Linked DNA regions of Homo sapiens: region 1 is linked to region 2. Evidence: chromatin loops called from intact Hi-C (ENCODE). Cell type or tissue: GM12878. All regions are shown on one strand. Each heading gives the region's core, and the rest is flanking DNA. Links, peaks and the distances in the headings are about the cores only.

What was found. Hi-C counts contacts between places; a loop is a spot of excess contacts. Peaks named below come from ENCODE experiments on the same cell type or tissue, not always from the same donor. Only the 100,000 strongest peaks of a DNase experiment are listed, where the experiment ranks them.
Region 1: it touches region 2 in a loop (2.3-fold over the local background); 1 of 110 quality-filtered maps calls a loop at or near these places.

What each region holds. Positions count from the first base shown.
Region 1 is chr4:169,096,215-169,100,613 of GRCh38, forward strand. It overlaps SH3RF1 (SH3 domain containing ring finger 1), which reads right to left. Exons shown (of 12, transcript NM_020870.4): 12 at 1-473. The coding sequence ends at 305. Among named protein-coding and RNA genes, the nearest start is that of CBR4-DT, 88 kb to the left of the region's middle. RefSeq lists enhancers at 2,124-2,243, 2,364-2,423, 2,704-2,823. In GM12878, for the core only: no CTCF peak of the experiment used is centred there; DNase peaks (open chromatin) are centred at 2,077, 2,477 and 3,897; H3K27ac peaks cover 1,449 bases.
Region 2 is chr4:169,398,407-169,402,805 of GRCh38, forward strand. It overlaps NEK1 (NIMA related kinase 1), which reads right to left. Exons shown (of 36, transcript NM_001199397.3): 33 at 3,246-3,454; 34 at 2,115-2,245; 35 at 1,819-1,951. Among named protein-coding and RNA genes, the nearest start is that of SH3RF1, 130 kb to the left of the region's middle. In GM12878, for the core only: no CTCF peak of the experiment used is centred there; a DNase peak (open chromatin) is centred at 2,127; H3K27ac peaks cover 531 bases.

The sequences.
Region 1 (4,399 bases), core at 163-4,162, 300 kb before region 2:
TAAGCCTTGTAAACAATTGTCCATTTTAGTCATATATCTTAAAAAAAAAAAAAAGTTTCTCTGTGTAGTAAATCAGACAGTACAAGGCACACCTTATACATCCGAATCCAGACTAACAAAACCCACACAAACATCTTCTTCATTCTGCTCGCTGGGGTAACTGTGCTGGGGCATCAGAGTCACATACCAATCCTTTGCTCATCTCCTGACCATCTGGAAGTCCACAAATGTGCTCTTTCTGTTAAACTGCTTTGTGCTACTTTGTTGTGTGAAGTGATTTTAAGCTTCTTCAGTGTCAGTCTCCTCATATGTTTTCCACAAAGCTTCCTGGGAAAAGGCCAGTTTTCCCATTACGTTGTAATGTGCCTTTGAACCAGCCATCCTCTCGTTTTTTATGAACAAACACAATATCTCCTTCTTTAAGTTCAAGTTCTGCCTCACTCTGAGGAGGATAGGAAACCACCACCCTGTGCCTAGAAAAGAAAGAGATTTTGGTTAAGGCGATTCAAAGCAGTGATTTTAAAAAATGGTGTACTGTTAGTCTGCACGAACCTTCAACATAAATAGGAAATAACATTAATTCATTTATGATTGTAAAACAACTCAAAATACTGCTATTTTCTGTTTAGTAGAGACTTAGTACTAACAAAGACTGGATTTGGATATGTGTGTCAACCCACTACTGATGGCCCAGACTGGTTCATCTGAGTGACCTTAACAAGGACAGCCATCCTTGTTCCCTACCAGTGTTTGTATCTTGGCCATAAAGGAGAGTTTCATTTCATTTCCCGAGAGGGGTATCATTTCTATCCCTCCCTCTTCTCCAAGGAAACAGGAGTGAATTTATTTGATTGGTGAGACTGGGAGAAGTAGCTGAGCAGGGGGGGTTCAGTCCTCTCTGAACCGCCTGCCCACAGGCTAAGGAGGCTCTGCTCCACCTCTATGTTGTAAGCACACAGAGGTCAGGAAGGTGAGTCTGGAAGTCTGTCTCTGTGTCCCTACGTCCCTTACACTGGTGTTTGACATGGGCGAGGCAGCAATTCTGAGGAAGGTAATCTGCCCCACATACCCAGATTATCCCTTGGGAAGGTAGTCCCAAGGTCCAGACATGGAGGGGAGGGCTATGGCCACAAGTTCAATCCAACATTACCAGTAACGAGGTTGACATTCTCATCTCTATTATTCTGACATTTGGGTCTGTTTCTCCTTGGCTCAGAATTTGGAGTTAGTGGGAAAGGTGTCATTATCGCTTAAAAATGGCAGAAGCTTAGTTGGTTTAATATTATCTGTGCCCCTGCCTCCATGCTCCTTAGCCTTCCTGTGCAGAATTACAGCTTGTAGGAAACGAGAGGGAGGTGACTTGTTTTACACTCTATATCCTTTTATCTTTCTCTATTTTTCCAGCATTATTTGCATTACTCCTCTTCTCAACAAAAGGGGGGAAAAGAATGGTGGTGTATGGTAGCCAACCTCCAAGATGGCCCTAGTGATCCTTGCTTCCTGGTATTCACACTCTTGTGTAGTCTCCTCCTATGATGCACAGGATGACCTGTGTGGCCAATAAAATGTTGCAGAAATGACAGTGGGTGATTTCTGAGGCTAGATCATAAAAGGCATTATGGCTTCCACTTTACTTTCTCTTGGATCGGTCACTCAGGAAAACTGGCTGCCATGTTGTGAGGACACTCAACATCTCTATGGAGAGGAAACACATGGTAAGGCACTGAGGCCTCTTTCCAAAAGCCTAAACTAACCAGAAAAAGTGATGTGAATAAGCCATCTTAGAAGGGGATCCTCCAGCCCCAGTTGAGCATCAGCTCAGGCTGATGTCTTGACTACAATCTCAAGAAATACTCTAAGCCAGAACCAACCAGATGAGCTGTTCCATAATTATGTGACCCACAGAAAGTGTGAAATAATACATGCTTATTATTGTTTTAAGCCACTGACTTTTGGGCGTAACTGGTTACATGGCAACAGATATCTAATAAATACATCTTTCACTGTTTGATGCTAAGTAATGAGTAGTCAGTCATAAAGTTGATTTTGGGTTTCTACTTTCATTTGGTTCTCAAAGTCAGAAAATGAGTGTATAGCCTCGTGGGACCCACTCCTGACTGAAAGTGAAAAATATTATGGCTTCAAAATGATAGGCAGAACAAATTCTATACAACTGTCCCCAAACTTCTGAAACCTATTACAGCCTGCCCCTTTCACCAATTCCCATTCCATATAAACCAAAATCCATTTAAGAAAGACCACAGCAAGAGTCCCAGACTATTACACTAAAAAAACACATCTCTGCAAAAGGTAAGTGGCTGCTTGAACAACCTGAGCTCCTTTGGCACAGGGACCAAATTACTACCCAAGATCTGAAGCAAAAGCACAGCACAGAAGTTGGCTTATCATATCTGAGAAAGGTTCAGCTAATTCAAACATGAATATTCATAGACCACAAGGCTGGGGTTTGATCAAGCATGGAATGAGGAAGGAAGCATGACACAGCGGGAGAAACACTGGCCTAAGGATTGACACAGTCTTTAAGGTCAGTTAGAGCAGCTTAACTTTGGGCCAGTTATCTCAGCTCTCAGTCTGTTTCCTCATCTGTAGAATAGGACTGTAATGAGTTAAACAAGTATGATGCTCTTCGTATGGTGTCTGACAAAGAGTTCAACCTGAAAATATTAGCTCCCATTATGATCATATGGCTTAGACAAGAGTAGGCAGAGGCCTGGCACTTCAAGGAGGTGAAGAATGGGCCAGTCAGTGGCTGGACATCTCTAACTAGGAAACGAACTCAGGCCACAACTCAGGCCTCATTTCCTGAAAATGAGATTTGACAAACTTTAGATCAACACAGTTAGGGTTTTGGAATCCCTTCTTTGATATCTTTATTTTGAGACGGTCTTACTTTGTTGCCCAGGCTGGTGTGCAGTGATGCAATCACAGCTCACTGTAGCCTTGACCTCCCAGGCTTAACTGATCTTCCTACCTCAGCCTTCCGGCTGGGACTACAGGTGTGTGCCACCAAACCTGGTTAATCTTTTTACTTTTTGTAGGGATGGCATCTCACTATATTGCCCAGGCTGGTCTTGAACTCCTTGGCTCAAGCAATCTTCCAGCCTCAGCCCCAGAAAGTGCTGGGATTATAGACATAAGCCGCTATGCCCAGCTCTCTGACACCTTTAAAAGCAAGACAAATAATTTCATCATGAATTTATCTGAAAGAAGGATCCAGATGACATTTCTCAAGTCTAATGTCAACATGCTAAAAATCCATGAAAAAGCAATGATGTAGTTGCCATGTGGGGCAAGTTAAACATTTAAGGCAAAGCTTTATAATTCTGGGAAAAAATGTACAAGTGACTCAAAACATATTCAGAGTAGACTTCTCATGAGATATATTCCCTACTTGTTCTCTGTGAGCTGCCTTAAAGGTGAAATGGAATAAAAATGGTTATTGAAAAACTTGAAGTGAATTAGATTAATATATGCATTTTATAAAATGCACTAAACCAATTTTGTCAAAAAAAAATTTTGAACTAGAACTGCTGCTGGGCTAAGAACATACTCTTCCTGCCAAGTTCCCAGTGGGAGCAAATTTTCATTGCTAAGTTTTATAAACCTCTGGGGGGGCGGGTGGAATGAGAAACTATGTGCATAATGGAAACTGTGACACAGTCTTGATCGTATGAAGACTACCAGGTGCAGGAGTAATAGACTCTACTTAGAAATCTTCCAGCTCAGGTCCTGATCTTGAGCCTTGTGAGGTGGTTTGCAGTTTTCTAATACAGATTTGTAAGGCCAAATACTGGGCATAACTGGCCAACTATTTCAGGCATTGAAAGGCTTTGCCAAGTAGAACATTTACAGACCAACAAACAGATGTAAGGCACAGCTGCAGAGGCCCTTTACATCTGCTGCTCCACCCTCTGCCTCACTCGGATTATGCTTTTCTTTATATGAACAGGGGTTTGGGGAAGTTCTGAACCTCAGGGGTCAATGAATACTCTCCCATGACCTACATGGGACCTGCTGATCTACCTTCAAAATCTGCATCCCATCCACTCCTCTTCATTGTCACTGTCACTATCCTGGTTGATGACTTCATTACCTTCCACCTCGTCAAATATCTTTTTTTTTTAAGACTGAGTTTCGCTCTTGTCACCCAGGCTAGAGTGCAATGGCACGATCTCAGCTCACCACAAACTCCGCCTCCTGGGTTCAAGCAATTTTCCTGCCTCAGCCTCCTGAGTAGCTGGGATTACAGGTGTGTGCCATCATGCCCGACTAATTTTTGTATTTTCAATAGAGACAGGGTTTCAATATATTGGCCAGGCTGGTCTCTAACTCCTGACCTGGTGATCCACCCACCTTGGCCTCCTTCAAGTCTCTTCCT
Region 2 (4,399 bases), core at 275-4,274:
TGTATGATAGTGCCCTCTTTTTAAAGATCATGGGAAAATTGTTCCTTTGGTTTCAATACCAAAAATAGCTGTCCTCTGAGCAACTAAAATGTTTTGTCTCATGAATACTGTGACTCATGTAATTAATTAGGTTTTCTGCTTTGTGAGAAAGACCAGCACCAAATTTGTTTCCTGTTTTTAGAAAATGTGGAAACCTTTTGAACATGAAGTTTGTATTCTTCATTCCTGGCTTCATGTTATACTGCTTGTGCTCATTTGTCCAATTTGTTGACTTCCCCAAACTTTTTTTTAAAACTTAATTTTCTCTCTTACTATATACATATATATATTTCAATGCAATCTTAGACTTTTTTGTATGAATATGCAAACACATTTTGTATGGAATACAAATACATTTTATAAACATTTTTATTGCTAAAATTAAGCATCAACATTTAAAACCCTCAATTTTAGTCTATGAATTTAACATTTAAAGTAATAAAATTAATGTTTGGGCAAATAATCTAGAAATAAATTCTTGTTCAAAATTTTACATATTGCTTTTTGTGTCTACAAGTTTTGCCAGGTGCAGTGGCTCACACCTGTAATCCCAGCACTTTGGGAGGCCAAGGAGGGGTGAATCATTTGAGGTCAGGAGTTCGAGGCCAGCCTGGCCAACATGGTGAGACCCCATCTCTACTAAAAATACAAAAATTGGCCAGGCATGGTAGCACCTGTAGGCCAAGCTACTCAGGAGGCTGAGGCAGGAGAATCACTTGAACCCAGGAGGCAGAGGTTGCAGTGAGCTGAGACTGTGCCACTGCACTCTAGCCTGGACAACAGAGCAAGACTCCATCTCACACACACAAAAAACGTTTAATACCACATCCTTGATAAGAACTATTCTAGGGCCAGGCGCAGTGGCTCACATTTGTAATCCCAGCACTTTGGGAGGCTGAGGTGTGTGGATCATCTGAGATCAGGAGTTCAAGACCAGCCTGGCCAACATGGTGAAACCCTGTCTCTACTAAAAATACAAAAAGTAGTCAGGTGTGGTGGCGCACGCCTATAATCCCAGCTATTTGGGAGGCTGAGGCAGGAGAATCACTTGAGCCCAGGGGGTGGAGGTTGCAATGAGCCGAGATCACGACACTGCACTCCAGCCTGGGCAATAAGACTCTGTCTCAAAAAAAACAAAAAAAAATGAATTATTCTAAGTTATAATCTTCTTTATTTTTATTTATTTACTTTTTTGAGACAGGGTCTGGCTTTGTCACCAAGGCTGAGTGCAGTAGCACAATCACAGCTCACTGCAGCTTCAAACTCCTGGGCTCAAGCAATCCTCCCACCTCAGTCCCCTGAGTAGCTGGGACTAGAGGTGCCCACCACTATGCCTAGCTAATTAAAAATTTTTTTGTGTGTAGAGATAGGGTTTCACTATGTTGTCCAGGCTGGTCTCAAACTCCTGGCCTCAAGCCATCCTCCCACTTAAGCCTCCCAAGTAGCTGGAATCACAAGCATAAACCACGGCACCCGGCTAGGATTATTCTAATTGCTAGAGCTGTCCAAAAATCTATCTAGTAAGATTTTTAAAAACCTCATTCAAAGGTTACTTGTAAATTAAATTAAAAATATGGACTTAAAGGACTTAAGTCAGTAAAAGTATATGACAGATCAGTAAAAGTACATGACAAAGTTAATTTTATTATTGCTTAAAAGTTATATAGTTCCCAAGTAGATTTCACAAAATGGATGTGATGTAAGCTGATTCATATACATGTATCATCTTGTTTTTCTCACATTTACTGAAAATTATACAGACATGTGAGGAAATCTTACCTTCTTGGTAGGCTCCATCTGCCATGACTAAATGAAGAATCTTGGCATAAAGATGCTGATGTTCATTTCCCAAAATATTTTGAACTATTTTTGAACAAATTTCAATATTTTCATCTTCATCTTCATGAATAGCCTATACCAAATTCCCAAATATAAATTAATATTTGAATAACTTTCTGTAATTGCAGACTTCACTTTTTATTTATAATAAATCTAATGACCAATACAGATTATCAACATTTCTTCAACCTTCAAACATAGCACATTTTAAGTGTTTTAATTGACTTTTCACTTACCTTTATTTTCTCATAAACCTCAAAGAATTTTTCAAAGCCCATTTCCTGCTCCAGATGAAGTCTCAGTTCCTCTAAATGGTTAAAGACACTATCGCATTCACATTCACTAGCAATTTCACCATCACTGTTATCTAAAAAACAAAATTAAAATAGAGATTTGATTTAAAAAGACTGAATAACTCATACCCTAATAGACTAAAATTCTATGACAAATGAATAATGCCATTGAAATAGACTACTTCTACTTTCATTATAAACAGTTTTTGTCATTTTAATATTTGTCCTTTATTTGGCAAAAAAAATGTATAAATCTGTCTAAACAAGAATGTTACTTTTCATGTATAGATATAAAAAATAAATCAGGTTGGAATCAAAACACTCCTAGAGATGTTACTTAAATAAAAAAAAAAAAGTGGAAAAAGCACACCTCCATGTTTTGCTTTGAAGCAGCTAACCCTAACTAGTATTTTCAAAAGTTGGTAATAAACACGGGAAACACCATGGAAAAGCCTGCAAAAGGTAGACAACCTAAGACATACATCATTACATTTCAGGAAAGCACCTAGAAAGTATAAATGGCCAATATGTTTTGTCATGTACGTGCTCGACATACTTTGAAAAAAATTACTTAGTCTTTTCACATTAGCTTTTCTTCCTAAATTAATATCATATAGTTATTGAAACAGACACACTTTCTATGCATCTTAGGGGTAATATTATGAAAGAGAAAGTTTACAAATTTACGAAAAGAGTTTTTAGTACTTTAAAAACTGCTTTCAGTGTTAACTCTGCTGGTTAATATATGCAGAAGCTCTTTCTAAAATATAGAATGCCAAGAAAACAATGTTATTATCTTTATTACTGGAAAAATCAGTCAATAAATGGAGATTAGAATAAAAATGCTTCAAAAAAGCATTGACATAATAGGAAAGAAATAAAAACTTTAATAAAAAATGGAAAATCACACATTTGTATGAAAAGAAAAAGAATGAAAAAAGGGGAGAGACCCAGAGGCATGCTTCAGTTGTATTTAAAGTTGGAAATGGTTCACAGCAGAGATTAGAAAAATACACTCTACTTGAAATATTTGTAAACTGAAAAAGAAAAAGGTCCAAAACTCTGATCATGCACCTGAGTGCCATTCTTCGTTCAGGGCACTTTCACTGCTGGGATTGTCATCTTCATCTGCCACATCTGTCCCATTTGCAGTTGGCTCCACATCACTGTTCTTCAAGACTGACTCTTCTTCTTCACTGTATTCTTCACCAGGTTGTTCCCTAAGTAACTGTTCCATCGAGGCCTGCAGCTCTTGTAAATCTGTGTCAGTTTCTTCAAACACACTGAAATTTAAAAAGTATAACTAAAAGTTTCAAACATACTGAAATTTACCAAGTTAAACAACTAAAACTACCTCATACTGAAATTTTACTTCTACTCAATACGTAGGCACTTCTTAAAAAATCCTAATAGTAGATAACAAAAAATCTGGAAAAAGCCTACATTGTTTTTCACCGGTAAATTGAGGATGAATACAACTGATAAATATATCACACAACACATATTCTGGAATATATAAGCCAGAAGATGATTTGTTTAAAATGATCCCAACTTGCCAAAGAGAATCACATAACTATCGATGTTACTCATTGCTTAAATTCTGAAACAATGTTTTGATATTTTAACAGGCCAGACTATAGAAGTTTTTCTAAAACAAATAATAGTAAATTATTTTCTCTTTTATGGAATTTTGTAATTTTCAAAATATCCATGTGGCTAATAGCTAGACACTATACAAAAGGCTTTCCATATACATGCCCATTGGGCATTTGAACTTTTAGAAATAGAAATACTTAGGAAATTTTATATTCATGTTAATAGGATGACCCAGTGAATAAAATGGTCACCAGAAATCTTATCTTTAGATGCTTATTCTTAAAAATGTTCTAAAATACATAATAGATTTTCTGTGTAACTAGCCTATACCAACCATCATAATTCTTCACTGGAGAATTTTGTTTCCAAAGTATTGGTAAGAATATTCATTCTATTTTCATGGGATTATAGATGCTGGAATGAAATAACTTATACAAATAATACCTTACATTTATATAGAACTTTTGTTTTTTAAACATTTTTATCCTACTACTCAAATTTTATCCACAAAAAATCACTTTAGAGACATGAAAACTATGAACCAAAATGTTTAAATGACTTGGTCAAGGCCACATAGTCAGTAAATGACAGAGCACTGAAATCTAGTCTTTGACCACTTCTGTAATATCTGA